Regions from separate parts of the Homo sapiens genome. Here all the other regions are linked to region 1. A link is a loop called in an ENCODE intact Hi-C map of the cell type or tissue named here. Cell type or tissue: mammary epithelial cell. All regions are shown on one strand. Each heading gives the region's core, and the rest is flanking DNA. Links, peaks and the distances in the headings are about the cores only.

Region 1 (4,313 bases), core at 102-4,101:
GCATTCAGGGAGCAGCTCCCTTTCTGCATTAATATTTCATCAGCTTCCCTCAGTGGCTCTCCGAGAGTGGCCCAGGGACCACTTGCGACCCTTTCAGGGAATCCAAAGTCCAAATTCTTTTCACGGTCAAACTGAGATGTTGTTTGCCCTTGATGCTCTCATTTTCTCCAGAAGGTACAAATAAAGATTTTCAGAGCCCCCAGCCCCCAGCCCTGGCCTCTGACAGCCGACGGAATGCGTGCTTGTGTGTCTCTGTGCTTTGAAAGTCTCTCATCTTTAATTTTGAAGATAGTCAATATCAATCAATGCAAGCCACTGAAACAAAAGCTGTTTGGGATCTTCAATGATTTTTAAGAGTATAAAGGAATCTTTAAACAGTTTGAGGCTGGGCATGGTGGCTCACACCTTTAATCCCAGCATTTTAGGAGGCCGAGGCAGGAGGATCCCTTGACCCCAGGAGTTTGAGACCAGCCTGGGCAAGATGGTGAGACCCTGTCTCTACAAAGTAGGTAAGTAAGTAAGTAAGTAAATAAATAAATAAATAAATAAAAATTAGCAGAATGTGGTGGCACACACCTGTGGTCCCAGCTACTTGGGAGGCCGAGGTGGGAGGATCACTTAAGCACCAAAATTTGAAGCAGCAGTGAGCTGTGATCATGCCACTGCACTCCAGCCTGGGGGACAGAGCAAGACCCCACCTCTGAAAACAAACAAACAAACCCAACTAGTTTGAAAACTTGCTAGCTTATATGATATTTAATTAACCTGTGCCTTCATAATATCAAGAACAGCTGGCATGAAAAAGGCTCGGGGGCAAACACAATTGACTTGTGGTAAATACAAGATCAGCTGGAGGGTGTTTTGCCAAACGGCTGAAAGCCAGGAGAGCTGAGCACGCCCAGGATGTCTAGGGGACATGGACACACCTGTCACCTGCAATGGCCAGATGAGAGGCCATCCATGGTAAAGGGGATGAAAACGGTCATAACAGGGCCAGCTATGATTGAACACAGGGTGAGTGCCACGCCCTGTGCTGGGGCGTCTCCTCGTGTCTCATTAGATCCTCACTGCAACCCCAGGAGGAGGTTTTATCTTTATTCTGGTTCCGCCATTATAAAGGTGGGAGAATTGGGGCTCAGTCCCCTCAGCTAGTAAGGAGAAGAGCTGGTCCTTGATCTCAGGTCTGCTGGTCCCCAGAGCTCGAGTCCCAGCTTCAGCTTCTCAACTCTGAGTCTCTGAAAAGGGTTTCCAAGGAGGCGGTGGAACCGTGTGGACTCAATGACTTCAGACATGGTCTGGGGCTGGGAGGCCAGACCGAGCTGCTGCAGGTAGGGAGGGCTGAGGTCAGGGTTGGGTGCCATCTTCAGGTTGTGGAAGCAACAGCAATGCCAGGACAGCAGGGCCTCCTCCTCCCCTGCGACCCACTGTGTGCCCAGACTCCCAGGGACAGAAACTCCGTCCTGGGCTCCACCGCTGCCTTCACTGCATCCCCTCCCTGTCCCACATCCCCCTGCAGGCCAGAGCCGAGCTGAGTGTGCTGCTGGCCATGGGGCTCTTCGCAGGCGCTGTTGAGCAGATGGGACCGGCTGTGCCCTGGGCCCTTCCACCTCACAGGCTGACGCTTGCTCAGAGCCCAGGAACCTCGAGCCGCCCCAGACGCGGCCAATTCTGAGGTCAATACGGGGCCCCGGTGGCCAGGGGCTCCAGCAGCTGAAGGTTCGAGTCACGGTGGAGGAATGGGGCGTGGCTGCTCTCTTCCCCAGGGTTGGGCTCCCGGCCGCGGAGGGGCAGCTGGCTCGTGCCCCAGTGGCGGGGGAGACTATTTGCTTACTCCCACCTCCACATGAGATAATCAGGAGGTCTCCTGCCATACTCTGCGCTTTCAGCATAATGGAATTCAGGAAAATTCCTGGGCCGAGCCACCCCGCAATTCTAAAGGCAGAGACCTGGGCAGCCTGCAAGGACCTCGGGATATGGGTACACTTCCTATCCCCGCTATCTTCCTACTTCTCCTAAGAAACCACTTGCCTCCCGGGACCCCAGGCCTCTGCCTCCTGCCTTTGCCCACGAGGTGACTCCACCAGGAGTGCCCACCCCCACATTGTTCAACTGAGTCCGCCTCTTACCCCACCCCAAGGCCAAGTTCAAGTGCTGCTGCTTCCTCCATGATGGCTGCCCGGATTCCTCCATCCCTATCCCCAGATATGCAGCAGTGGAGCGATGTTCCTGATGCGGAGGCAGTGGATGTCTGGAGAGAGAACCGAACTGGGGGGCCAGAGAAAGAGCTGGACGATCTTAAGCAAGCAATTTAACCTCTCTGAGCCTCAGTTTCCCCAGCCTCTGAACGGGGTGAGAATACGGAGGATTTCAAGGGGCCCTTATAGATCTGCCTCTTTATTGCCTTTTGAAAACTCGCCACTTTCCCCAAGCTGATTGAATTCCTGAGGCGTTTTGCAGAGGAGCTGCGGGAAGGGTGTGGAAGGGGGCGGGTCCGGGAGTGGCAGCCCCGTCCCCACGCCCCTGGGGTTCTGCGGACCAGCTCACTGGAGACCAGGAGGCGCTAAAAGGCAGCCCTGCGCTGCCCCCTGGTGGCCGATGTGGACACTGCAGCCAGGAAGCCTTTCCCTCCCGGCCTTCCGGAGACAGGCTGCCGGCTGGACACTCCCCTGGCTTCGCGGCTCACCTCTCACCTGGCTAGGGAACTCCTGACACCAAGGGGGACCCCGGGATGAGGGCGTTGGAGGGTGAAAGACTGGGTCTCAGCTCAGCCAATCAAGAGCGTAGTTCTGAAGAAGCCCAGTTGCGGGAAAGGAGTGAATGTGGCGGCCCCCAGAGGTGCGCCCAGCTGCTCCTCCGTCTGTGGGCTTTTCCCACGGCCTTCTCAGGAGCGCCGCCCAGCAGCTCCGCTGGAAGTGGTAGGTGCGCAGACACCTCCTCCCCACCCTTCTGCCCTCCTAGTCCTTCCACCCTGGGACAGTTGCCCCTTCCCAACCCTCTCTTCTGAACCCTTACAAAACCTTGTCCTGAGCCAGCTGTACTTTGTTCTCAAGCCCCCTCCTAGGACTGTGGACGGTTGAGGAGGGCCTCGGAAGGAGCCACCACTATCCCCAGGGAGGCCTTGGAAGTGGGCGTGATAGTGATGGGGAGTTCCTGGAGCAGGATCAGGGGCCTGTCTGCAAACACACCAGGGTCCTATCCTTTTTCACCATTGCCTGCCTCTGCCTTCTCCACTTCTCCCCAGCATTCTGTCTTCCCTGGCCTCTCCCGTCTCCTCTCTGCCTCTCTTCTCTCCTTAAGCCTTGCGTCTGTGTCCTCGTAGTCCTATGCAGGCAGGCTCTGCTTATCCCTGTTCCCTGAACCATTCTATTCCTAGATGGAACAGGATGGAACAGGTCCAGGGGCCGCTGGGCTCCGACACCCCTGGCCCTATTCCCAGGGCCTCCCTGTGTTATCTGAGCACCTTCCCAGCCTTAGTTCAACACGCTGAGGTCTGGGATTTCCATCTTGGACCCAGGTGCTCATCCTGCTTGGCCCTGACCTTCCCCTCCCCTGTCCACTTTGCCTTTGAGTCCTTTCTGCCCTCTCGTCTCCTTTACTTGCTTTCTCTCTCCTCCTCTCCATTTGCTCTCGCCCCTCCGGCAGTGAAGGAGATTTACTGGGCTGGGCTAGGGCTGGGGTTGGGGTTCCAAGGGACAGAGGGTCTGGATAATAAGCCGCTACTGTGCAGGCTTAGGAGTGTCCGCAGCCTCAATGAAAAGCCGAGATAACGCAGATAAATCCACATGCCCTGCTCTGCCTAAAAGACACACTTAGAAGATCCAATCTGTGACGCTTGGCTGCACTTTTTTTTTTTTTAAATTTTACTTTAAGTTCTGGGATACATGTGCAGAACATGAAGGTTTGTCACATAGGTATACATGTGCCATGGTGGTTTGCTGCACCTATCAAACTGGTATCTAGGTTTTCAGCTCTGCATGCATTAGGTATTTGTACTAATGCTGTCCCTCCCCTAGACCCCACCCTCCAACAGGTCCCGGTGTGTGATGTTCCCCTCCCTGTGTCCATGTGTTCTCATTGTTCAACTCCCACTTATGAGTGAGAACATGCTGTGTTTGGTTTTCTGTTCCTGTGTTAGTTTGCTGAGAATGGTGGCTTCCAGCTTCATCCATGTCCCTGCAAAGGACATGAACTCATCCTTTTTTACGGCCGCATAGAATTCTGTGGTGTATATGTGCCACATTTTCTTTATCCAGTCTATCATTGATGGGCATTTGGGTTGGTTCCAAGTCTTTGCTATTGTGAATAGTGCTGCA
Region 2 (4,313 bases), core at 43-4,042, 73 kb before region 1:
TTCTTTTTTTTCCAGAAACTGTTTCTTGGACAACACAGCAACTACTTTCCATTGCAAAGAAAAATCCTGTCCTTTGTGTGCTCTCTACAAAGCACTCACACAGCCAGGCTATATCATTTGTTCCTGACAACGTGCTGGGGGGGACATCACCATTTTCTGCATGTCCCCAGGAAATGGGCGGGACCACTTGTCCAAAGTCCTACAGCTAAAGGGAGGCACAGTGACACCTTAGATTCAGGGGAACTCCCATCTTGGGGTGACTTCTTTGCCCTCAGTATATTCCACATGTCATGGAACCTAATGGATAAATCTGGTTTGGTCAGGCCTGGAGCGCAGAACTGTTAAAGGCAGGCAATGAGAGAAAAATCTGCGTCCTTCCTCGAGGGATGAGCTGGCTGACTGGGAAGGTCCAGGCTCAGGCTGGCCTCTGCCCAGGTGTCCTATGGCAGGGGCTCATGGAGGAGCACTGTTCCTGTTTTCTGGGTCCCCTGCTCTGCCTCACCTGTTTAAAGTCAGTGACTCAAATTTTTAAAACTGTGAAACCGTAAACTGTCCATCCCTGTTCAGCCTTCCCCAGGCCACGGGCCCTGCACGTGTCACTGCTTGTTCATGGTTCTCCCCTGTGTTGCCTTTGAGGCTCACTCATCTTGATGACTCAGAGACTTGCCAGAGACCCTGGACTCCCCGTCCCAAATTCCCCGAGCCTGGCCCCGATGATTCTTGCAATGTTACTCTGTTCATGGTGCCTCTGCCCCATTTCCATCTGTGCCATATCACCAATAGTTGGGGGGGGGGTCCCCCAAACAACAGGGACTAACTTGAACTTTGCAAGACTCTTGAATTTCCTGGCTATATTTATTATCTGTATGGCACTGATTTGTACTAGAGCTGAGCCTGCAGAAGTCAGTTGAACCCATCCTCTCTATATTCAGGAGGACTACAGGATGTAGGAACTCAAACGGGATGTTGATCTGTGGGAGTTTGCAACTTTGCCTAGCAGCACAGACCTGCCTCCTTGGGAGAGGCCTCTGGGGAGGGATGCTAAGCCGATGGATGTCTGTGCAGAGACAAGGGACTGTCCTTTTCACCTGAGAGGCCATTCTCATCCTGCCTAGTCCTGTCTGATTCACATCTGACCCCAGCTTAGCCCAGACAGAGACATGCTAAAGCATGTTCTGATACTTTCTAGCTTCGATTATCTCCTTGTATGCTTTCTTTGTATACTTAGGGCCCAAAATACCATAAGGTGGAACATTCTAAAGTAAAAATGATCCCCTTTTTATTGTTTGAAAATTTGTGTTTCTTATTAAAATAGAACATTTTACAGTTATTCACAAGATAAGGTCTTACTTTAAAAATCACTATTTTCCTCTGTCTTTCTGACTTCTTTTTTTAATTCAAGAACAGGGATATTAAGGCAGGTGATGAAAGCAGAATTTTTAATAAGAGCATAGTGATGCTTTTCACAACGGACTTAGAAGACATTAAAATATATGTGTTTTGATCTTTTTCTGGATTTGAATATGAAGGACTAGTTATTGCAACAGACAGCAAAGTAATTCATTTCGGATGCATTTCAGCAAGCCAGCCCTCTAGGAGACGCTGGAATAAAATGTGGAAGTGTGTGACACAGACCAGACTGGACATGTACCCGGCCCATCAGCTAAAAAGCCAAAGAGCAGGTGGAAACAGGAATAACAGTGACAGTGATGGTTACCATGATGAGGAGCACTGCCAACGATTCCTGAACTTCCCAGGTGCCCTGTCCTTGCTTGGTGCTTCCCATGGATTATCTCAGTCTTCCCTGTGGCTCCATTAGACTACATATTGTCACATCATCCCCATTTTTCAGATAAGGAACTGAGGTGGGCTAAGTGTCAGGCCGTGGAGCCAGGATGAGAACTCCAGCTGTCTAGATAACCCATGTCCTGGTAACTGCCACTCTGCTCCCGAGTGGTCAGCATGTAAACCACTGCAGCGTGGGGACTGACTTCACCATCCCCTTGGCTCTGCCTCTGACCCCCCGAGCAGGTGAGAGCTCGAGCCAGCTATTCCGGGAATTAGGCATATACTCATTTTTTGCTTCAGTTATTTCACTAATTAAGGCAAAGTTTCTGGTAGTTTGACATTACGTATCTGGATAATTGCCTCAATGTATCATTTTCACTTTGCACCCGCAGACACAACCTTTAATGAAACTTGAAAACCCAACTCTCCTTGGGGGAAATGATACTCACTTCTGTTTCTAGGCCAGGCGCAGTGGCTCCCGCCTGTAATCCCAGCACTCTGGGAGGCCGAGGCCAGCGGATCACGAGATCAGGTGTTCGAGACCAGCCTGGCCAACATGGTGAAACCCCGTCTCTACTAAAAATACAAAAATTAGCGGGGCATGGTGGTGGTCGCCTGTAATCCCAGCTATTTGGGAGGCTGAGGCAGGAGAATCGCTTGAACCCAGGAGGCGGAGGTTGCAGTGAGCTGAGATCATGCCACTACACTCCAGGCTGGGTGACAGAGCAACACTCCGTCTCAAAAAAACCAAAAACACAAAAACCATCTGTTTCTAAATCTGTTTCTGAAAGTAGTTGAGGGCGCAGACTTCCACTTATAAGCTTAATTGCCCAACATGCAGAAGAAGTCTCCAACTTCCCTGTTTATCAGGCTTGAAAGTCAGCCTTGGTTTGGGGCAGATGGCCTGCTCCTGGTCCTTATCTGGGAGATGAGAGGTTCCGACAGTGTGATCTCTCAAGTGCCTCAGTTTGGATCTGAGCTTCTGTTCTAGCGGCTTCCATGCCCAACTGGATTGCATATCTTAGGAAGCAGGACAGAAGTGCACCTGCACTGATTACTGAGCAAATTGGTCTGAATAAGTGCAGTAGATGCCAGAGATTTCCACGAATGATGTGAATGTGATCACTGGCCAGAAAATATCCATGGACGATAAATATCTGGGCTTCATGCTCTGAAAAATGTTCCTAATCTCTTCTTTGTGATCCCCAAAGAGATTTTTAAGGGAGTTTGGAAGTCTGCCACTTGCAGAAGTCCTGGTGTTCCCAGCACTAAGTGCAGGATGTGGAGTCTGGGGTGCGACTGTCTTGTCACTCAGATGGGGCTGCATGCCCGGCACAGTGCTAAGTGCAGCCAGTTACTCTGGAATGTGCAAATGGCCCCTCTGCCCCAGCTGCAGAGCGCCTTGCGGGTGGCTCAGGTCCTAGTGGGGATAGGAAGAATGGGACAAAAGGAGGAGGCTAAGCCCAAGGCATGTGCTGTCACCAAAAGTGCTGGCTTCATCTCAGAAAGCTGTGGCTGGGTTGGGCTTGGTTGCTCAGGGGAACAGGGAGACGCAGCCCAGGAAATGAGCTGTGGCTGGGCTGGAGCCCACCTCCCCAGGAGGGAGGTGCATGGCAGCCCAGGTGGGGTGCCCCCATCCTAAGATGAAAGGTCTCCACCTCTTGCTTAAATTGTAAGGTGAACGCTTTTGGCCATTTCTAAGGAAAAGCACCTTTGGGATTTGTTCATCATCCTTCATTTTTGCTCAAGGTTTTGGGTGTGAAAACCTCAGAAAAACTAAGTCAACCAAAGACTTTCCAGCGATGTCATCGACTGTGTTGTCATCCAAAGGGGAAAATAATCCCAGCTTATGAATATTTAGAAAGAAGATAATTGCAAATTGCTTTGTGACCGTGTAAACTCGTTTTTTTTTTTCTTTCCCCCAGCCAGTTACATAAGAGGAGGTGTGGGTCAGTCCCAGAAATAGATGCAGAAGCAGTGACAGAACACGTCTTGGCGGTGGTGGAGAGAGACAGCCCTGGGTTCGAGTCCCAGACTCGCAGTGTGTTAGCTAAAGAAGTTTGAGAAACATCCGTCTCTTTCTTTCCATTTCAGCCTCCTCCCCCTTCCCCTAGCTGGTCGACGCTCAAAGCTCTCCTAGCCCAACACTCTGTAACTTGAGGAATAATGTTTTAAACCCCCAAATCTAGTCCTCCCATAAAACCCAGTGAATCTCTCAAATTGATTAAATGGAGGCACTCATTTTATTAGATAGGTAACTGGTATTTTGCCTTTTCTGAAGGGTAGAAGAGGGGAAAAAGTGACTGAGGGGACCAAATAAGAAAAAAAAGACAAAAAGACAGAAGAATTCGGGTTTTTAGTTGATTCCGAATACTCGATGCTTTTGAAACGTTTCCAAGTTTCCTTTACGGGAAAGGAATGCAAATGATCCAAAAGGGAGGAGGGATTTTTTTCCCCCTTCTTTTTTGTCCTGAGCTCAGTACCTGGGATTTTGCGGCATGTGCTGAAAAATTATATCTTCTGGG
Region 3 (4,313 bases), core at 78-4,077, 160 kb before region 1:
TGTGAGCAAGAGGTGAGTGTATATGCATGTGTGTGAGTGGGGTGAGTGTACAAGTGTGCATGCATGTGTGTGAGTGTGGGGGTGAGCGTGCATGTGTGTGAGCGTGGGGGTGAGTGTGCATTCATGTGTGTGAGTGTGGGGGTGAGTGTGCATGCATGTGTGTGAAAGTGGGGGTGAGTGTACATGCATGTGTGTGGGGGTGAGTGCAGGCATTGTGAGTGGGGGTGAGTGTGCATGCATTGTGAGTGTGGGGGTAAGTGTGCATATGTGAGCATGGGGGTGAGCATGTATGTGAGTGTGGGGGTGAGTGTGCATGTGTGTGAGCATGGGGGTGAGTGTGCATGCGTGTGTGAGCATGGGGGTAAGTGCATGCATGTGTGGGGTGAGTGCATGCATGTGTGTGAGCATGGGGATGAGTGTGCATGTGTGAGCATGGGTGTGTGTGAGTGCAGGGGTGTGCATGCGTGTGTGTGAAGGTGAGTGTGCATGCATGTGTGGGGGTGAGTGTACATGTGTGTGAGCATGGAGGTGAGTGAGTGTGGGGGTGAGTGTGCATGCATGTGTGAATGTGGGGGTGAGTGTGCATGCATGTGTGAGCATGGGGGTAAGTGTGAATGTATGTGAGCATGGGGTGAGTGGGGGGTGAGTGTGTATGTGAGTGTGGGGGTGAGTGCATGTATGTGAGCATGTGGGTGAGTGTGCATGTGTGTGGGTGAGTGTGCATGCATGTTTGTGAGTGTGGAGGTGTTTTTGTGTGTGAGCGTGGGGGTGAGTGTGCATGCATGTGAGCATGGGGTGAATGTGCATGTGAGTGTGGGGGGTGAGTGTGCATGTGTGTGGGGTGAGTGTGCATGTGTGTGAGTGGGGTGAGTGTGCATGTGTGAGTGGGGTGAGTGTGCGAGTGTGTGAGTGGGGTGAGTGTGCGAGGGTGTGTGAGCATGAGGGTGAGTGTGCGAGTGTGTGTGAGCATGAGGGTGAGTGTGCATGCATGTGTGTGAGTGTGGGCATGCGTGTGTGGGGGGGTGAATGTGCATGCATGTGTGAGTGTGGGGGTGAGTGTGCATGTGTGTGTGGGGGGAGGGGTGGCTGCATGTGTGTGTGGGGGTTATGCCTGTGAGTATATATGTGTAGGTGAGCCTACATGTAAGTGTGAGTGTGCCTGTGTGTAAGGGTGTATGTGTGAGTGTGCCTGTGTGTAAGGATGTATAAGTGCTGTCCGCATATGTGTATTTATGTGTGAATGAGGGTGTGAGTGTGCCTGTGTGTATGTAGAGGTGTTTGTGGGTGTGAGCGTGTCTGTGTGTGTCTGTATGTGTGTGTGCCTGTGCTTATGTGTGTGTGTGTGTGTGAGTGGACCTATGCGTATGTATAAGTGTGTGTGAGTGAGGGTGAGTGTGCCTGTGTGTAGAGGTGTGTGTGTGTGCCTGTATGAGTGTAAGAGTGGGTGTGAGTGCCTGTGCGTATATATGAGTGTGTGTGAGTGGGCCTATGAGTATGTCTGTGAGGGTGTGCCTGTGTGTATACATGAGTGTGTGTGAGAGAGTGGGCCTGTGTGTATGTATAAGTGTGTGTAAGGGCGAGTATGCCTGTGTGTATGTAGAGGGGTGTGAGTGTGGCTGTGTGTATAAGTGTGTGAGTGTGCTTGTGTGTAAGTATGTATACATGTGCGTGAGGGTGAGTGTACCTGTGTGTAAGTGCATGTGTGTGCCTGTGCCTGTATGTGTGAGTGGGTGTGAGTGCCTGTGCCTGTGTGTATGTGTGTGTGTGAGTGGGTGTGAGTGCCTGTATGTATAGGTGTATGTATGTGTGTGTGCCTGTGTGTAAGTGTGTGTGTGTGAGTGTGGCTGTGCATATGTATAAGTGTGTGCGAGTAAAGGTGAGTGTGCCTGTGTGTAGAGGTGTGTGTGTGTGTGCCTGTGCCTATGTGTGAGTGGGTGTGTGTGCGCCTGTCCCTGTGTGTATGTATAGGTGTATGTATATGAGTGTGTGTGTGCGCGCCTGTGTGTATGTATGAGTGTGTGTGTGACTGGGTGTGAGTGCGTGTGAGCACTTCCCACAGCACGGGCCAGTCCTCTCCCACCACACCCTTTGTGGCCCCCCTGCTGACGTGCTTCCAGCCCAGCGCCCGCAGGCCCTCGGTGCTGCCTCTCCCTCCCCCTTTCTTATTTCCCTTGCCCTGGGCACGAGCACCGTTTCCCCCCTCTGGCTCCCACCACACTCAGGGCCACCAGCTGCTCTGCTCTTCCCCAGCCTCTCCTTCCTCTGCTGGGGTGTCCCGCCTGGCTGTGTGAAGCTGCTGAGATTCTCCCCGCTCGGTCACTGCCTTCTCATCCAGGAAGACTTCCTGACTGCTGAGTCATTTCCTCCTCAGAACCACAACACTTAGCACAGTTCCCCGGGGTTGGGTACACCTGGTGTTATCTGTTTTGTTCTGGGAAGGAGGGGGTGGCAACAGGACACCTGTGGAGTTAAATCCTGGCACTGCCATCTCCCCGCTGGGGGACCGTGGGCGGATTACTCTGAGGCCCTAAGCTTCGAATGGAGCCAGTAATTCTGCCCTCACAGGCTGCTGGGAGGATGAGCTGAGGGGATCCTATGGCACGAATGGGAAGGGCAGGCATTGCTGGCCCCTCTCCCTGGCCACAAGGGTGGTGCCCTGGTGCTAACTCGGTACCTCAGTGCCCAGCCCAGGGGCCGGCCCTCCGCGGGGCTGGTGCATGGGTGCAGAGCTGAACTGCCCTGTGCTGAGTTGAATTTACGTCAGGGGCTTTCTGTGGGTGTCGGGGACTCAGGGAGAGTGGGCAGTGCAGGGGCTGAACTGGGTTTGAATGTGGCTCCGCCTTGGACTAGACAGGGGCTTGGATGCCCGTCTCTGGGGATAATGACGCTGATCTCGCAGAGATCGAGGCAACACCCAAGCTGTGCTGGCCCCACTCCAGGTGGACACTAAACGTGGCAGCCACCCGCCCCGCGTTTCCTCCTGTCACCTCTCTCTTCTGCGACCCTCTGCTTCCTCTGCCCTTTTTCTCGTCTGGGCTGAGAGGCCCTGCGAGGGACCCCCTTGCTCCCCGGTGACAAGAAGAGTGGGAGGGGCAGACTGGAGGGGCGCTGTGCCCCGTGGTCTCACCGGGGGCCTCCGATGCCGCAGGGCAGGGCCCGCAGGCTGCCTTAAGCAAACAGCGGAGCTCTGGACTGAGTCAGCAGACAGGACTGTGCTGGGAGGAGCTCCAAGGAAACCCTCAGAGGATGGCATTGCAGGAACTCTGCCTAGGCTCCCAAAGCAAGGGAGAAAGCTTCCCAGCGGCCTGGCTCGGGCCAACTTACCACGCCTTGGCTGACAGTCCCGCCAAGACAGGGGCTATGCAGAGGCAGTTTCCCCAAATCAAAGTCTGCCAGCCACTCGCAGAAGAAAAGGGGCTGCCTGTGGGGCAGGGAAAGGTCACCCAGGACCCCCACCGCCCAGCGGAAGCCAGGAGCAGGGCCTGGCCTCTTTCTTGCCTGGTTCTGGTTTCCTTGGCTCTGGGACTGCCATGGGAGATGGTTCCAACCTGCTCCATAAAGACGACTTCGGCTTCACCAAGTGGCCATCTCATCGTCCCCTGAGTCCAGGGATGGAAGCTCCCGGGGCAGTGGTGCAGGGTAGCTCTGAAGATCTGGTTTCCTGAGAGGGAAAGCCTCGCCCTGTCTTGGTGGTCGTCATCACCTGTGCTGCCCATCCTGTACCAGCCTTTCTAAGAGCTCTCCCTCTGGCTAAGACACGATCACCCAGAGTCCCTGGCGGTGCCCTCATCTCCAAAGCTGCACAGATGGGGCATTTATCTATCTGCTCAGTAAGCCTAGCTGCCAGAGTCAGCCCGTTTCCATCAGGGTCTTCTGTGCTAGCTGGGGAGCCTCTGCCATTTTCCAGCCTCCCTGAGCCTCTGTCCCAGCGTGGGGTGGGGTTGATAATGACACCTTTTCACAGGCTCATTGTGAGGATAGAATGGGAAAATGCACCCATAACTGCAGTCTCCCTGGGCCCCCTTGAGCCCAGTGTCTATACACTGGCCCGAGGAGAACACAAGTTAGACCCCAGACAGGTGGAAGACAATGTGTGCAGGGGTCTCTTAATCCAACAGGACACAGTAGAGCTCCCCCAAATTCCCATCTGAGCATTTCTCTTCATGTGCGAGTCCCCTCTCTGTGACAGTCTCCTAGCTGCTGCCTGTCCCCAGCATGAGGCTAGCCTCCTCTCTCCTACCTTCCCTCCCGCTGCCTGCCAGTGAAGGAAAGCCTCCTTGCCCTCTCTTGGTCTCTCTCATTTGCATCTCTTC
Region 4 (4,313 bases), core at 138-4,137, 260 kb before region 1:
CTGTCACCTTTTGTTCTTTGGACAGGAGCAGCTTCCAGACAAGCCATTGTCCCATTGCGAATGTGAGTGGACCCCTCCAGACTCACTTTGCCATGGTATAGGGCTAAAAGGCCCCTCTCCATTGGAGTGAAGGAGGGGAGGAGGCAGGGCTGAAGGAGTCCAGGTGACAGCACTGCTCAGGTAACTGATGCACACTCAGTTAACTGGTGCACCCTTTAGAACACCTGTGCATGGGAAAGGCCGTGCCGTCCTTGGAGCAGTGAGGCACTATTTGGCAGCCGAAACTCCTTCAGTGTGAGATATGCCCAGCAATCACATTCAGCCCCGTTCTGGGCACTTTGCCTCCCCCTGCCTGCACCTGTGAGGACCTTCCATGGATCACAGCCCACACCAAGCTTTAGTGGAGTGTTGGGGGAACTGTCTACAATGGGCCCAGCTGCAGGGAGAAAGCCAGGCAGGAATCTGGGGACATGTACTGAATCTGTGGATGAAGAGTTGATGGAGATGCTCAACTCTTGGAGCTGGACTGGCAGCTCAGGGATGTCCCCAGCCAGGGCTGAGGCTCCTTCCTGGTGTCATGTGTGAGGACCCACGGGCTAAGGCCTGATGGCGGACTCTGGGAAGGCTCTCACCCCAGACATGTGCTGAAAGGTCCCACTGCAACTGCAGGAAAGGGCTCAGGAAGCTGGGACCTTCACTCTGGTCTCAGCCCAGCCCTGAAACTCACTGAGACTGACTTGGCTCAATCTTATAGTGTCCATGCACCTACCATGGGCAGACCCTGGCCAGGTGCTCAGGTGACACAGGTAGCTCAAGGTCCCTGGCCATGTGGAGCCTCAGACACATGGGATAAGCAGATAGATTCTGAGATAAGGCTGATAATAAGGGCATGCAAAAACTGCACAGGGGCCTGTGGAGGGAGACATCCATGTTGTGAGTGGGGTGGTGTGAGGGGATAGGGTGAGGACTAGAGGAGGTAACATTTGAATTGGACTTTGGAGGTTGAGTAGGAGCCCACTGTGGGAGAAGAGCCTGCCAAGCAGAGGGAACATCGTAAAGACAAGGGCCCCAGACGGCTGTCACACTCTGGGGACTGCAGAGAGTGTGGTGTGCATGGGCTTGGGGTCCAGTATCCTCTTTGCTCGGCTCCAGCACCCTGTGATTCCAACCCATGGTGGGATTGCTTAGTTGATGTGGGAATTGATCTCCAAGATGGCTTCCGTGATGATTCTACCTCCAGGTATTCATGCCCTTGTGGTGTCCTCTTCCACACTGAACAGGGCTGGCCTATGTAACCAGTAGAAAACTGTGGAAGTGATGGGGCAGGACCAGTAGAATACTAGAGAAGTGATGGCGTGGGACAACTTCCAAGGCCGCATCACAGAAGGCATTGCAGCTTCTGCCGTGGTCTCCTGGACTGCACACTGGGCAAGCCAGGCACCATACTGTGAGGATGCTCAAGCAGCCCCGAGGAGAGGCACACGTGGAGAGGAACTGAGGCCTCCTGCCAACAGCCACGTGAGTGCACCACCCAGAAGTGGGTCCTTCAGCCTCAGACAGGCTTTCAGAGGACTGGAGCCCTTGCTGACCTCTGACTGCAGTCCTGTGAGAGACCCTAAGACACAACTTCCCACTCACACTGCTCCTGAATTCCTGACCACAGAAACTGTGAGAGATGTGAAGTGCTTATTGTGGGAAGCTTTGTTATGTACTTTCTTACATAATGCTAGATTACAAGTGCAGTTGCTGCCCATGGGTGCCACCTGCTGGTGTTCCTGCCCCTGTGTACCCCCTCCCCTTGAGTGTGTGCCGTGATGGGATGTCACTCTGAGACTGCACAGCAAAGCCTCTGGCTTCTACCTTTCTCACTCTCTTGCTCTCTTGTCTCCCTTGCTCTGAGGGAAACTGGCTGCCATGTTATAAGCTGCTCTATGGAGAGGCCCATGTGGCTAAGAATTGAGGGAGGCCTCCTGCTGATAGCCAGTGAGGACCTAAGGACCTCAGTCCCACATCTGGTGCAGAGCTGCACTGGCCAACAACCATGTGGCTGAGCTTGGAAGTGGATCCTCCCCCAACTGAACCTTGAAATGACAGACGCTCCAGCAGGCACCATGATGCCAGCCTTGTAAGAGACCCTGAGCCAGAACACACAGCTGAGATGTGTCTGGATTCCTGACCTGCAGAAACTGTGTGGCAATAAACATTTGTTGTTTTAAAGCTGCTAAGTTTGGGGGCCATTTGTTACACAGCAGCAGATAACAAATACAGTTCTGATTAATGGCACCAGCCTCACCTGTCCTATTCCTAGATATGCTTAGCTTAGCTTTGGTCTAGACTTGGGTCTCCATGTACAACTATAACCTTGGTCATCTGAAGCTCAGAGTAGGAGGGGGTGTATTGAGGGAATGAGACTACGAGGAGGCACACCCCAATATCTGCTGCTTTCTGGAAAACTCAGCCTCCAAAACTAAGTCAGCAACCATAGGAGATGGCCGTTGCAAGGTGGTTAAGCATAAGGGAATAACACAGGTTCGGAGCCAGCTTCTACCACCTCTTTCCTTTAACAGAGTTACAGGTCCTCCCTGAGCTCCCATTTCTCAGGGGCCCTCCTGAAGCAGAGAAGGAAGCCACAACATGGGCAGTCTAACTAGCACCAGCCAGAGAGCAGACACGAAGACGAAAGGAGAGGTTCTTTGTAAGGAACTTAGCCCTGGAACACGGCAGGTGCTTGTTATGAGCTTGGCCTTGTAGTTATCAGGGCACTTGGCATCATAGGCATCACCCCAGCCACTGTTGGCATGAAGACCTTGCAATGCCATCCTGGTTCCTGGACCCGGGCATATTAACGATGATGCCCACATCTGAAGGACAAGAAGGTCTCAGTCGTGCAATCACAGAGGATTCACCTGGAGCTTCCCTGAGGAATGTTCTTTTGGGCCGAGTCACCCGCTTGCTCCGGTGAGGCTGAGCTTGAGCTTTGAATCCTGCCTGGAATACAAAGGCCCCATCAAACACTGCCAGGCTCACCAGCTCCCCTCCACCGCATGCGCCAAGGGTCTCCCTCGCTTGGGTGTTTATTTCTTGCTGTAAGAAGCGATGATTTAATTCTTGCCTGGGATATCATTCAGCCCAAGTTCGTGCTGAAGTGAGGCATATTTCAGCACTCACCAATGTCCATATAGATAAAAGAGAAAAAAAAGAGAGAGAGAAAACAACCTCAACCAGCCTCTTCAAGAGCTGTGCATTTGAAACCTGTTTCTTAAAGATGGATTGCCCGTTAGGCTGCTAAGAGGTTTTTCTTGACTTGTCAACATTTTATGCCCCCACAAACATTCTTGGCTATAAATTATTCATTGCCCAGTTAGTGGTTAAAAAAAAAAAAGCTGCCCGGGGCTGAGATACTTTCTTAATTCCCCCTCTGCTTTTCAGATCCAAGTTGTTTTTGTCCCTCCTCCTGCTGGAAAAGTAGAAATAACTGGAAGTCTCTGGACTCAGAGGTGCGTGGCTATGGCCGGATGAGAAAATAGAGTTGAGTACAGCATGAGCTTGGCTGGGGTCAGGGATGGGGGCAATTACAGTTTTGGGGTCAAGCCTGGACACTGGGGTCAAATGTAATTAACATATATTTGTTATGTTACAATTAACACATATTTGTTATAATATATGTTAATTATATTTGACCCCAGTGTCCTGTCTGATCCCAAAACTGTAATTGGTCAAATATATGATAATATAGGCAGTCTCTACCTCCACTGTAATGGAGAAATGGGAAGTAGGTGTGTTTGGGGCTCTTTTTCCCCCTTTCTGTTGGCAGAGACTCCAAGGTTTTCACGAAAAGTCTAGAGGAGGCTTGATTCTGTTCTAGTCCCAGTCATTTCAGAGTCCACAGCTGGAGAAGATGTCAGCCTTTCTCTGCTCACCTGATTCCACCCTCCCTGAGCCCCTCCCCAGGTCAGGGGCCTGCCAGGAGATAGTGCCCACCTCGTCCTTCCTCATGCCCACCCACTTCTGTACGGCACACACCAGGCCTTGCTCAGCCTCTGCAATTTCTGATGGCAACTCCCCAGGGCAACTGACCCCTCCTCCAGGTGGATTCTCAGGCCTACCATGGTTCCGCCCCCACAGGGTGTGGAGAAAGGTTGGGGGTGGAATTAGGCTTTAGGGCTTGGGCCCTGAATTAGTTTCCAATGGCAGCTGCAACAAAGCACCATAAACTGGGTGGCTTGAAACATGCCCCGGTCTGCAGAACTGAGCGCTTCTGAGACCCTAGGTAGAACCGCTGCTTGCTTCTCTCCAGCTCCCCAAGGTGACTG
Region 5 (4,313 bases), core at 297-4,296, 510 kb before region 1:
CTCCCCACCTGAAATACTCCCTATCCCCCCACCTGAAATCCTGTCTACCCTCCACACCTGAAATCCTCCCTACCCCCCCACCTGAAATCCTGTCTACCCTCCACACCTGAAATCCTCCCTACCCCCCCACCTGAAATCCTGTCTACCCCCCCGACCTGAAATCCTGCCTACCCTCCACACCTGAAATCTTCCCTATCCCCCCACCTGAAATCCTGTCTATCCCCCTGACCTGAAATCCTGCCTACCCTCCCACCTGAAATCCTCTCTAACCCCCCGACCTGAAATCCTGTCTACCCCTGCACCTGAAATCCTCCCTACCCCCCCACCTGAAATCCTGTCTACCCCTACACCTGAAATCCTCCCTACCCCCCTCACCTGAAATCCTGTCTACCCCCCGACCTGAAATCCTCCCTACCCCCCTCACCTGAAATCCTGTCTACCCGCCCACCTGAAATCCTCCCTACCCCCCCACCTGAAATCCTGTCTACCCCCCAACCTGAAATCCTCCCTACCCCCCAACCTGAAATCCTGTCTACCTCTCCACCTGAAATCCTCCCTACCCCCTACCTGAAATCCTCCCTACCCCCCCACCTGAAATCCTCCCTACCCCCCCCAACCTGAAATCCTCCTTACCCACCCCACTTGAAATCTTCCCTACCCCCCAACCTGAAATCCTCCTTACCCACCCCACTTGAAATCTTCCCTACCCGCCAACCTGAAATCTTCCCTACCCCCCAACCTGAAATCCTCCCTACCCTCCCCACCTCCCTAAGAAATTCTGCTGCACCGCTGGTCCTCCCTGAGAGTTGGGCTATGGCAAAGAGCACTGGACGGGGCTGGAAGACGATGGTTTGGTGCCTGGCTTCACTCCTCATTGGCAAAGTAATCTTGGGTTCAGTACTAGAGTTCTCCGTAACCGTTCTCTTAATACCGCTTAATGCTGCGGTTCTCCCCAGGGCACATCTGGCAATGTCTACAGACAATTTTGGTTTCACAGCTTGGGAAGGGGGTGGTCCCATGTAGTGGGCGGACAGTGGGATGCTGTTTAGCACCCTACAATGCATAGGACATCCCCTCACCACAAAATGACCCAGTCCAAAAACACCAAGTGTCGAGGTTGAGAAACCGCGGGGTGGGGGGGGGGTTTGTTGTTTTTTTTGAGACAAGGTCTTACTCTCTTGTCCAGCCTAGAGTACAGTGGTACCATCTTGGCTCACTGCAACCCCTGCCTCCCAGATTCAAGCGAATCTCGTGCGTCAGCTTCCTGAGCAGCTGGGACCACAGGCATGTGCCAGCCACCATGCCCAGTTAATTTTTGTATTTTTTTGTAGAGACAGGGTTTCACCATGTTACCCAGGCTGGTCTCGAACTCCTGGGCTCGTGATCCACCCACCTCGGCCTCCCAAAGTGCTGGGATTACAGGTGTGAGCAACTGCGCCCAGCCTGAGAAATCCTGTCTTAACCTCATGGTGGGAATGCAAAGCGCCTATGACAAGGTGTTTCATCTCTAAGCTTCAGGCTCCTCACCTGTGAAACGGGCCCCTCCAGGCGAGGGTTCTTGGCTGTCACATATAACTAAGTGCTCTGGTTTGAACAGTCTCAATCTCCACTAAACCTGCAGGATTTGCATCCCACAGAACTTCTTATGATGATGGAGAACTGCCAAAACCTTCACATCACTTGGGTGCTCATATGAAGCTATAAAACCATCCACTGATTCAGAAGCTTAAACCGTGAGAATTAGATATTTCTAGAAGTAACCTTTAAGGTATGTTATTCTTTGCCTTATTACTGAATCCTAGAAAGGGCCAGGTTGCCTCTAAGAGGTTTGAATTTCCAATCTATTAGCATAATACCAGCAATCTGTGATTTCTAGGCCACTGAGGAAAGGTTAAAATGAAAATTGGATTTGGGGAGTTATATCTATTCTGAGTGCAGACTGAAAACTCAGCAGCAAGAAGCAGGTCAGGGTCTCGGGAAGCAGCAGTGATCAAGGGAAATGACTGGTGATAACTTTATTGATTAAAGCAGCTGGAAAAATTTAAGGTTTGCCACAGCCTGGCATTCAGCAGCAAGAGAGGTCCTTGCAGGCATTTTTCATTAAAAATAAAAAAGCCAGGAACAGAGAATTATTACCCTGTGCATAAGACACAGTTCATTTGAAATGGCCTTATCTTGAAATACAGCTTTAAAATGTCTACACATCCTGAGAGTCAAATAACGTTAGTGAGCATTTTAGGAAAATGGCAGGGTGGGGACGTTCGGAACATGCAGCTGCTACTCCACTGTCAAGGGGACAGGCAGAAATGTCATATGAGGGTAGGAGAGGATGATGATGTGGGAGGTAAATAAGACACAGCTTTGCCACATATGCTCGGAGCCACCAGAGGAAACAAGTCTTTCGCTCTCCAGGGCCACAGATGCTCAGGGTGGATGGCAGCGGCAGGGACCAAAGCCTCAAGCAGCCACGGTGACCCACCAGGAATCCACAGCCCCGCTCCCTCCCAGACGCACTGCCCCAGCATCCGAAAACGACAAACCCAGATTCACCAGACCCCCATGAGGGGTCTTCTTTCGGCGGTGAGGTGGGCTGTATCTCATTCGAAATGTGAAGGAAGCTGACTGTGAAAATAACTGAAAATGCCACAAGAAAAAGGCAGGGAGACCACCCAAGGTCAGACCATCCAAATATCACCAGCAATGCCATCTGGACAGCCAGTCTCGTCTCCTCCCCTCTCTTCCCTTCCCCTTCCCTCCTTCCTTCCTTCTTTCCTTCCTTCCTTCTTGCTTTCCTATTTTTTTTTTTTTGAGACAGGGTCTCGCTCAGTTGCCCAGGCTGGAGTGCAGTGGTGCAATCTCAGCTTGCTGCAACCTCAACCTCCTGGGCCCAAGCAATCTGCCCACCTCAGCCCCCCAAGTAGCTGGAACCATAGGCACATGCAACCACATCTGCCTTTTTTTTTTTTTTGCATTTTTTCTGTAGAGACGGGGTTTTTCCGTGTTGCCCAGGCTGGTCTCAAACTTTTGGGCTCTAATGACCTGCCCACCTCGGCCTCCCAAAGTGCTGGGATTTCAGGCGTGAGCCATGGCACCTGGCCAGGTCTTATTTTCCAGGCAGTGGCAGGGTTTTGTTTTTGTTTGGGTTTTGGGTCGGGGGAAGGGGGCTGTTTGAGATGGTTGTGATCATACCACTTATATTATTTTATTTTATTTTTTGAGACAGAGTCTCACTCTGTCACCCAGGCTGGAGTGCAGTGGCAGGATCTCGGCTCACTGTAACCTCCGCCTCCTGGGTTCAAGTGATTCTCCCACCTCAGCCTCCTGAGTAGCTGGGATTACAGGCACCTGCTGCCAGGCCCGGCTAATTTTTGTATTTGTAGTAGAGATGGGGTTTTGCCATGTTGGCCAGGCTGGTCTGGAACTTCTGACCTCAGGTGATCCGCCCTCCTTGGACTCCTAAAGTGCTGAGATTACAGGTGTGAGCCACCATGCCCAGCCTACTTATAAACTTTTAAATACTGATTTTTAAACTTAAAGCATTAGCCTTTCTCTCTATATATAAAACACATTATTTTGAGAATTTGTCTCTTAAATTCATCCTATGAGGGGAATACAAATATATACATAGTTGCTTATTTTTTAAATAAAAAAAGCTATAATATTTATAAAATATTTATAGCTTTAATATTTATAAACATGGCTACCTACCAGAGACAGGTAAAAACAAAATAGAAGGAAAAGAAGTTGGACTTCTTTGAATATGTCTTGCTTTGTGGATTTGATTTTAGAACCATATAAATGTTTTACATAACTACAAAACAAATGTAAATGTTAAGCCAATTCCCTAAACATCAAAATGAAAATGAATTCAAAGAGCGTCCACTTGGGGGAATACCACCCACAAAAAAGAATTATTCCCAGCAGCTTTAAATACAGTATTTTGGTCATAAACCTCTAGAGCAGGGGTGTCCGATCTTTTGGCTTCCCTGCACCATACTGGAAGAAGAAATGTCTTGGGCCACACATAAAATACACCAATGAAGGCCGGATGTGGTGGCTCATGCCTGTAATCCCAGCACTTTGGGAGGCCGAGGCGGGCGGATCACCTGAGATTGAGAGTTTGAGACCAGCCTGACCAACATGGAGAAACCCCGTCTCTACTAAAAACACAAAATTAGATGGGCGTGGTGGCACATGCCTGTAATCCCAGCTACTCAAGAGGCTGAGGCAGGAGAATTGCTTGAACCCAGGAGGAGGGGGTTGTGGTGAGCCCAGGCACCACTGCACTCCAGCCTGGGCAACAGGAGTGAAAC
Region 6 (4,313 bases), core at 194-4,193, 300 kb before region 1:
CTGTGAACCATTGCTCTATACCAGCTGTTTTCTTTTTTTTTTGTTGTTGTCATTGTCGTTTTTGTTTTTGAGACAGAGTCTTGCTTTGTTACCCAGGTGAAGGGCAGTGGCATGATCTCTGCTCACTGCAACCTCCGCCTCCCAGATTCTCATGCCTCAGCCTCCCGAGTAGCTGGGATTACAGGCGTAGCCATGACGCCTGGCTAATTTTTGTATTTTTAGTAGAGACGGGGTTTCACCATGTTGGCCAGGCTGGTCTCAAACTCCCGACCTCAAGTGATCTGCCTGCTTCGGCCTCCCAAAGTGCTGAGATTACAGGCGTGAGCCACCACACCCGGCCAATACCAGCGGTTCTTAGAGTTTAATTTCTCATGCTTAGGCTGTATGCAGTCCACTAAACCAGAATTGTCTGGGGGTGGCATCCAGTCATCAGTATGTGTTAAAGTTCCCTCGGTGATTCCAATGTGTAGCTAAGAATGGGAACCACTGGTCTGCACCTCTATTATAATCATGAGTGGTTTAAAGATGGCATCACAGAGGATGTGACATTGGAGCTGGGTTTTGGAGGATGAATAGGAGTTTGCTAGGATCCTGTCAGAGGTAAAGGGAGCACTCTAGGTAGAGAAACCAGCACATGCAAAGGCAGAAGAGCAAGGAGAGTGGAGATTTGGAGTACAATTTGGCTGGAGCAGAGGCAGGGGTCAGGATAAATGAATGCTGCAAGTCAGACAGCTTGGCTGCTTCCTACTTCTACGGTGAATGGCTGGAAGCGTCCAAGTAGGAAGCTACTGGACCTGCTTGTGTCATGGACATCCCTGTTGGTGATGAGTTGCCCTGCAGTGCAGGGCTGGAGGTAGGGATACCAACAAGGCGCTTGTTCAAAGGCCCAGATGGGAGATAGGGAGGCCCTGAACCAAGCCAGAGGTCAGGAGGCAAAGGGAGAGCATGCGCGTGGGAGACACCGCTGAGAGGGTGGGTGGTTTCCAAACACGTCTGCAAATTCTTTGACACTCTTCCCATGGAGAGGTGGTGTTGATGTCTCCTCCTTTTCGATTTGGGCTGACTTCCTAGGTGACATGAGGCAGTGGAAATGACAGCACATAACTTCTGAGGCTAGGTCCTGGTTCTCTTCGGACTTTTACCCTTGGAGCCTGAACATCCATCTAAAGAAATCTGACTGCCCTGAGGCTGCCATGCTGGGAGGAAGCCCTGGCCACACAAAGAGGCCTGTGTATGTGCTGTGTTCTGACAGTCCCCACTGAGATTCCAGCTGACAGCATCGTCTGTCAGACAGGTCAGGGAAGATGCCTCCAGATGATTCCAAACCCCAGTCCTTGAGTCCTCTCAGCTGAGAGCCTAGACACTGTGGAGCAGAAACAGGCTGTCTCTGTGGTGCCCCGCCTGGATTCTTGGCTTACAGAATCCAACCTTTGAATACAACAAAATAGCTGTTTTATGCTGTGAAGTTTTGGAGTATCTTTTATACAGGAATAGTTACCCAAACAGATGAGCCCTGGGACTTGGTGGCCGGCTAGATGCAGGGGTAAGGTGGCGGGGGGTGCCCCCATATTTCTAGCTGTCTTTGTACCTGTTGGAGTGGAGAGGCCCATGGGATGCTGGCTAAAGGTATCCAGGGAGGGGGTAGAGGAGCTCAGTGGTGACCAAGGTCCACGTCATTCCCCAAACCATCTAGCCAGATGGATGCACTCCAGGTCCCTCTTCAAAGAGCGATGCATGTTCCTTACAGCTTGCAGCTGTTGCCCATTAAAGTGTGGCCCACAGCCCAGCCGGCTCAGCATCACCTGGGCCTCATTAGAAATGTAGCCCTCAGGCTCCACCTGGTGTCAAGGGCGACCTGGGAGCTTGTTAAACCTCCACGTGCCAGGGCCTTGCCCCATGCCCACTGACTGAGCCCTGGGCAGGCCTTGGAACCTGTGTGTCTGACTTACAGGGAGGTGTTGGGGCCATAGGCCACAGGGGCTGACTGGGAACCGGCATGGGATGCCTTGCTGTGGGCCCAGGGGCAGCTTTAGAGAGTGGAGCCCACGATGGGGACTCGGGGCTGTCACCTCAGGGAGTCAAAGAGCAGTGTCTGCTCCTGTGGCCTTTCCGTGGTTCCTAGTGGTGGGGGCCTTATCAGCTCCAGGGTGGGAGGGGCCTCTGGTTGCTGGTTGTGTTTAAGGGCCAGCCTAGGGGCCTTTGCGAACTTTTCCAGGTGAAGAGACAGCCCAGGGGCTGTTTCCCATTCCAGGAGCAGACACTTAGCAGTGCAGGGCCTGTTTCCCTGCAGCCATTTGACCCAGGGACATTTTGAAGAGGCCTGAAACCTAAACTGTTAAACGCTCAGCTTTGTTTTATGATCAAGTGTTGTGAAAGGTGAAAGATGAAATCCTCACCTGATCCCTGCAGCTCACTGTGGTGCGGTGACAGGGACAGAGCAAGAGTCCACGTGAGCTGTCGATGGTGGAGCTGGATGCACCCGCTCGGTGGCCACATCCAAGCAGCAGGCAGCCTGCTCTGCCCGCGGGGCACGGGAGTCTGTGTGTGTCTGTGACTCAGTGGATGTCAGCGTGTGTGTGTGTGCATGCACAGACGTGTAGCTTCTCTGAGCTCCTGAGGCTGCCCCAATTGCTGGTTAGAAGCCCTTCCTCTTTGCTGCATTGCACTTGCAGTTATTAGGCTGTGCTACGCACCCTACACGAGGGTAGATGATAGATGGAGAAAGAACGTCCTGGAGACAGCCTTAGGTGGAGCCGCCTCTCCTAGCCCCACTACACAGGTGAGGACGTGGAACTCCAGGGAGCTCAGGAACTCACCAGCATCTCCTGATTAACAAGCGGCTCCACAGCAGGCTGGTTTTGGAGATGAATGCTTGGCCATGCCCTTGAGCCCCAGTAGTGTTCCTGGGCCCCAGGAAGTGCCCCTGGGCATCTGCTCTAGGTCAAAGAGCAGGATCCATGGCCCAGATTCCAGTCCCGGACTCCTATCTGCCTCCCAAAGCCTCTCTGTCACTCATTAATGTCCAACAGGACACTCCCTATAGATTTACAAATGGGACACTGAGAGCTACCTTGGACGCCTGCATGATCCACAGGTGAATAGGGTGAGGCAGATCTGTGCAGGTGAGATTGACTGCCCTGCTGAGCCAGGGATCTAAGTGCTTGGCAGTGGATATTCTCTGTACTTGCAGAGGCATGATGGCCGGGCGCCGGGCCAGACTTGGTGTCCCTGCATGGGGGCCCACCTGTGCCAGCCAAGCAGGGTGGAGAGGACCGCTGCTTCCAAGATGTCACTTTGCCACTGAAATGTGCTGATTTAAAAAAATCAAAGAGAGGGGTTTATTTATTGCTGAAGTCATTTCAAATGGAATTAGACACCTAAATCAAATTTGCTGCGGGATGTCTTTCTTTTTTTAACCACCTCCAGAGCAGTGTTGGCATTAACTCTGTACACACAGAAAACCAGGCCCGCTGAGAATGCCAGAAGGCCTTGGAGTCATGCAATGAATTCAACCTCTTCCTTTATTATTATTAAAATTATAAATTAAAATGTGGTAGGACGTGGGGGCACTCTACTTTCAATGGAGCACGTCTGCGTGTAATGTGGGATCCCAGCAGTTCTTTCCGGGGGAAGGTAGGGGGTGGTTTATTATTATTGCCCGAGTTTTAGGAAAAGAAACACACTCAGATATTGAAGGATTTACACACAACCAGGGATGGAGGAGGCACCACGTGCCCAGGTCAGTCAGCTCCACATCTGCGCCATGTCCTCCAATCTGATGACACCATGAACAAAGCCACCTTTGATCCCTGCTAGGCTCCTTCTGTGTGTTTAGATTCTGTCATTAGGAGCTAGTATGGGAAGAGGAGTGGGTCTGGGCACCAGACCTTTCCCTGAACTCCCAACAGCGTTGCGGGAGCAGTGGGGGTGGAGGGGTGGGGTTGCCAGATAAAACGAAGACGGCCTGGCCACGTGCACGTTGCAGGTAAACTGTGAATGCTTTGTTGGTATAAGTATATTCCAACTGTTGCATGTGACATACTTATATTAAGTGGATTTGCTTCTCTGGAATGCAAATGTAACTGGGCATCGTGTATTTGTGTTTGCTAACTCGGGCACCCTAAGGTGGCGGGGCGGGGGTGCTTCTCTCGCTAGTCATTCCCTCTCAACACCAGAACTTCTCACTGCCAGGAGAGCAGGGCCCGTTTTCCTGGCCTGCCCAGTCTTCCCTCCATGCCCTCGAGGGAGGCTCTGAGCCCGCTCTTATCTCCCTAGACAGACTCTGGATCACCGATGGGAGGTGTGGGCGCCAG
Region 7 (4,313 bases), core at 241-4,240, 390 kb before region 1:
AGCACCACAGAGGTCGGGGGAGGCATATAGGGGACATTTATAGGTTTAGATCTGTGCTGCTCAATGCCAGCTGCACTTCAGAGTCACCTGGCTTGCTTAAAAAATTAGTATCGGCCAGGTGTGGTGGCTCATGGCTGTAATCCAAGCACTTTGGGAGGCCGGGGTGGGTAGATTACCTGAGGTCAGGAGTTCAAGACCAGCCTGACCACCATGGTGAAACCCAGTTTCTACTAAAAATGCAAAAATTAGCTGGGCGTGGTGGTGCACGCCTGTAATCCCAGCTACTCAGGAGGCTGAGGCAGGAGAATCACCTGAACTCAAGAGGCGGAGGTTGCAGTGAGCCGAGATTGTGCCATTGCGCTCTGGGCTGGGCAATAAGAGTGAAACACTGTCTCAAAAAAAAAAATAATATTGATGGCCAGACCTCACCTCAAATCAATTACATCAGCATCTCCTGGATGGGGCCTTGCACCTGGATATTAAATGCTCCTGGGGATTCTAATGTGCAGTCCTTGCAAAGTGGGTATTGAGTGTGAGGCAGGGTGTCATTCACCCAACCATGCTGGGGCACTGACGTCTACTGGTGAATAAGGCACACGATTCCTGGCATCAGCGGGCTTTTTAATAGGTACATTTATTTCAAAAATGTTTATTGAGTACCACTTGGCTGGTCCCGGAGGATAGACAGTGGTTCAAATAAATAGCATTTATTCAGCAGTCTGTGCCAGGCACTATTTCAAATGCCTTAAGTCTCACTCCAGGTATTATTACTTCCATTTACAGATGAGGAGACCAAGGCTCAGAAACACAAGCTTGCTTTAGGTCATTGAAATAGTGGTGATGCCCAAGAGCCTTGGATGGGCTGGACAAACCTTCTGAGGGAGCCAGTAGGTGGTCCTGGTGCCTCAGGGACTGGGGGCTTTGAGAACAGCTCCTCCCTTTGTCTCAAGAGCTTGGCCAAGAGGCCCCTGTGGCCTGTAAAAGCATTTCAATTTGTTTTGAACTTGGGGGATGGATTCTTAAAATACCAGCAGGAGGCATCAAAATGAATAATATATATCTAAAAGCAGCTTAGTCCATTTAGGAAAAAAAACTTTAAAATATATTTCAGGGCTCACTCCAGTGTTCCATGCATGTATAATGGCTCAGAGGAGGTTTATTAGCTCCCCAGCCTTTATTTTGATTAACTTGCAAATGAGATTTTTTCTCTATACATCAGCCTAGCCCTTCAAATTGTTAATGAGATATCTGAACTAAAATGGCTTTTATAATTTGCATCACAATACTTAAGAGCCCAGCAGATGATTGCTGCAAATAAGCCTTGTGTGGAATAGCCAAGCATGGCTCAAGGCAGGGTTCGGGAGGACCACCGACAGCTCAGGCTTGCACATCCATGGGGATGCAGGGTCTGGGGGCCTTTGATCTTGGTGGCTTTCTCCTAGGCCAGTCTCTGAGACCGGCAGTGAAGGGCAAGTGGGATCCACCAGCCCCTACTCTCTCCTGCCTTCCTTTTTATCACAACATCTCTTTAATTTATGGCCCCTGAGTGCCAAGCCGTGTACCTGTGAACAAATGGAGTAATTACTCCTGGGAGAAATAGAAAAACATGGATGCAGACCATACAGAAAGCTGCCGGCTTTCAGTGGGGTGACCTGGGAGTGATCACCGGGTGAGGGTGTCCTGCCAGTGTTCTAGGAATCCTGGAATCATGGAGGGTCTCCTGCCAGTGTTTTCATGTTACTGGAGGCTCAGAGAGCGGAAGGGACTTGTCCACCGGCTGCGCTCCCTGGGACAGAAACCTGGGGAGGCCTCCTGATGATGACGGGAGGCGGTGGCGTGGGTGGTTGCTGCGAGGCTCAGAGCTTCGGTTTTGCTTTTGCCTCTGACAACCAGGATGACCTCTGGCAACTCAATGCCTCTCTGTCCTTTATCGAATGAGGGGGTTGAATTAGGACAGAACAGTCACGGGTGGTTTCACAACAGGTGTATGTTCTGAGAAATGCGTCCTTTGGCGATTTTCTCGTTATGTGAACATCATGGCGTGTACTTACACAACCTAGATGGCACAGCCTGCTACGACACAATGCTAAGTATTTGCATAGCTAAACACAGAAAAGGCACAGTAAAAATATGGTATAATCTTTTGGGACCTCCGCCATATTAGAAGGGCATGACTGCCTGGTCTCTGGAGGTGGGGGTGAGGACTGACCAGGTGAGCCTGAGCCCCCATCCAGTGGGCACCGGGCTCAGGTGGGCGCGCGACGGGTCTTGGGAACTGACAGAGGAGCCAGGGTCTGAGGCCCCCGGCAGGTTTTATATAGAGATGGCCAGAAAAGCGCCCCCACGTCCTGTGAGGTTCCCATTCCCCCGTCTTGGGTTTTAAGATCCCCTTGAGACTTAGTTTCCCCCAAAGTCAGTTTCCCGAGAAAAGGAGGCCCCATTTCAGCAGAAAGGGGCTTCGAGCTCCAGGGAGAGGACGGGGGTGTGGCGAGTTGTCCCCTCCCCTCCAAGACTCAGCGCCCACGCGCAAGTCAATAACCCCAAGTCCGGGTCCTGGGGCTTTTGGCCGGAACTGCTCGCAGCCATAGGGCCCCACGCGCGTTGGGACGGCAGGGGGCGCTGCCCGCAAAGCGTTGCTTCCCGGCCGTCCTGCGAGCCCGCGAGATGCGCGTGCGCGAGGCCGGGGCTCGGGAGCTGGGGCGGGGCCGTGGGCGGGGCCAGGAGCCGCGCTGGGGACCGTGCCCTCCTCCGCCGAGGCCTGTAGGGCGCTCGCTCTTCGCTGGGCCGAGTCCCCCCGCGCGCTGCAGAGCAATACAGTTCTGTAAAAGTTTATTATTCTGACGTTGGAATATGCTCCTTGGAGACAATTCAGAACTTGCAGAAACCAGAGCCCCGCGGCCCCTCCCTGCGTAGACTGCGGGCGGCTGTCCCGGGCGTGGGCTGCGGCCCCGCGGGCCCATGCGTGTTCTGGGGACTCTGGGGCGCTGGTTCAGTCCCGCGTGTGTGGGAGTCACGTTCACCTCCTCAGTGCCAGGTGCTGTCCGCGCACCCGTCGGAGCGCCTCGGTTCACCGTGCAGAGGTGTGGGCTCCGGGGCAGGGAAGGGTCCACCCCACCTCCCGCGCTGCAGCGAGCTTGACAGGTGGTGATCCTGGACAGGCGCATCCGTTGGGCCGGGGGCAGGGGCGCTCTGACCCTGTGGGCAGGGCCTCCCGGGACTCTGCCCGGAGCTCCTGGCTGGGCTGTGCCCGGAGGGATCTGAGTGGTGGTCCTTGGGCCCTTGCGGGCCTCAGTTTTTGCCACTGTGCAATGGCCTTACTCATACCTGCCCTGGTGATTGGGGGACCGAAGTTGTGCAGGGGGTGGGAGGATGCGGGGCCTGGTCTCTGCCTGGCTGGGGCCCACCTTGATCCGTGTGGCCCTGCTGAGCCCTGTCCACTGGTCACTGAGATAGTGACGGTCCTGGGCTGGGCAGGAGTGGCAGGCCCTGGGTGTGTGGATGCCATAGGAGGAGAAAGAGCTTTTCCTCACCGTCCTAGGTTCCTGCCTGGGACTCATATAACAAGAGAATAACATACACATTTATTTAATATAATTTTTACCGGATGCAGGAGCCTTCATAAGGAAATGAAGACCCAAAGAAATGTGTAAACCTGTGTGTGTGTGTGTGTGTGTGTGTTTTTGAGACAGAGTTTCACTCTTGTTGCCCAGGCTGGAGTGCAATGGCAGGATCTTGGCTCACTGCAGCCTCCACCTCCTGGGTTCAAGCGTTTCTCCTGTCTCAGCCTCCCAGGTAGCTGGGATTACAGGCGCATGCCACCAGGCCCGGCCAATTTTTGTATTTTTAGTAGAGATGGGGTTTCATCATATTGGTCAGGCTGGTCTCGAACTCCTGACCTCAGGTGATCCGCCCACCTCGGCCTCCCAAAGTGCTGGGATTACAGGCGTGAGCCACCACACCCAGCCAAACCTGTGTTTTTTATGCTTGGTTTGATAAAAAAAGTGGATAGTCCTAGAAAAGTTTGATTGGATAAAAACGTCTGATGTAACGGTAATAGATGGAGGGACTTAGCCAGGCCTGCGTGTTCACAGTCTCCTCTATCCCTGTGTCTTCAGAGGTGAGGATGTTTCTTCTGGGTATAGGGAGACTAACACCTGAATGAGGGTTTTATGTCCTGCTTCAGGGGAGAAGGGAGGGTGGGAGGTGAAAACGACCTTTCTGTTTCTGCTGTTTCCTCAAATGCCAAGGTGCTGTATTTTGGGGTACCATGTCCTGAACCCCATCAGTGCCAAGGGCAAGGCTGGTGCCCAGGG

The links. Hi-C counts contacts between places; a loop is a spot of excess contacts. Peaks named below come from ENCODE experiments on the same cell type or tissue, not always from the same donor. Only the 100,000 strongest peaks of a DNase experiment are listed, where the experiment ranks them.
Region 2: a loop joins it to region 1, with 7 times the contacts of the local background. A loop is called at or near these places in 3 of 110 quality-filtered maps.
Region 3: a loop joins it to region 1, with 12 times the contacts of the local background. A loop is called at or near these places in 16 of 110 quality-filtered maps.
Region 4: it touches region 1 in a loop (4-fold over the local background); 53 of 110 quality-filtered maps call a loop at or near these places.
Region 5: a loop joins it to region 1, with 4 times the contacts of the local background. A loop is called at or near these places in 3 of 110 quality-filtered maps.
Region 6: a loop joins it to region 1, with 9 times the contacts of the local background. A loop is called at or near these places in 3 of 110 quality-filtered maps.
Region 7: it touches region 1 in a loop (17-fold over the local background); 107 of 110 quality-filtered maps call a loop at or near these places.

The regions. Positions count from the first base shown.
Region 1 is chr10:123,993,066-123,997,378 of GRCh38, reverse strand. No RefSeq gene overlaps it. Among named protein-coding and RNA genes, the nearest start is that of CHST15, 98 kb to the left of the region's middle. RefSeq lists enhancers at 1,649-2,211, 2,212-2,774. In mammary epithelial cell, for the core only: CTCF peaks have their summits at 1,362 (motif pointing left) and 2,594 (motif pointing left); DNase peaks (open chromatin) are centred at 1,778 and 2,498; H3K4me3 peaks cover 812 bases; H3K27ac peaks cover 2,463 bases.
Region 2 is chr10:124,065,850-124,070,162 of GRCh38, reverse strand. All of the region lies in intron 1 of CHST15 (carbohydrate sulfotransferase 15), which reads left to right. Among named protein-coding and RNA genes, the nearest start is that of CHST15, 26 kb to the left of the region's middle. In mammary epithelial cell, for the core only: a CTCF peak has its summit at 1,597; DNase peaks (open chromatin) are centred at 602 and 1,102; H3K27ac peaks cover 1,589 bases.
Region 3 is chr10:124,151,262-124,155,574 of GRCh38, reverse strand. It overlaps a transcript of LOC105378536 not described here. Among named protein-coding and RNA genes, the nearest start is that of CHST15, 60 kb to the right of the region's middle. RefSeq lists a silencer at 1,981-2,240. In mammary epithelial cell, for the core only: no CTCF peak of the experiment used is centred there; DNase peaks (open chromatin) are centred at 2,374, 2,944 and 3,194; H3K27ac peaks cover 2,106 bases.
Region 4 is chr10:124,256,827-124,261,139 of GRCh38, reverse strand. No RefSeq gene overlaps it. Among named protein-coding and RNA genes, the nearest start is that of OAT, 160 kb to the left of the region's middle. In mammary epithelial cell, for the core only: a CTCF peak has its summit at 1,784 (motif pointing left); no DNase peak of the experiment used is centred there.
Region 5 is chr10:124,503,095-124,507,407 of GRCh38, reverse strand. The region is part of intron 5 of LHPP (phospholysine phosphohistidine inorganic pyrophosphate phosphatase); the gene reads right to left. Among named protein-coding and RNA genes, the nearest start is that of LHPP, 43 kb to the right of the region's middle. In mammary epithelial cell, for the core only: no CTCF peak of the experiment used is centred there; no DNase peak of the experiment used is centred there.
Region 6 is chr10:124,293,849-124,298,161 of GRCh38, reverse strand. No RefSeq gene overlaps it. Among named protein-coding and RNA genes, the nearest start is that of OAT, 120 kb to the left of the region's middle. In mammary epithelial cell, for the core only: a CTCF peak has its summit at 1,848 (motif pointing left); a DNase peak (open chromatin) is centred at 2,541.
Region 7 is chr10:124,387,711-124,392,023 of GRCh38, reverse strand. No RefSeq gene overlaps it. Among named protein-coding and RNA genes, the nearest start is that of OAT, 29 kb to the left of the region's middle. RefSeq lists a silencer at 2,518-2,807. In mammary epithelial cell, for the core only: a CTCF peak has its summit at 2,593 (motif pointing right); a DNase peak (open chromatin) is centred at 2,663; H3K4me3 peaks cover 597 bases.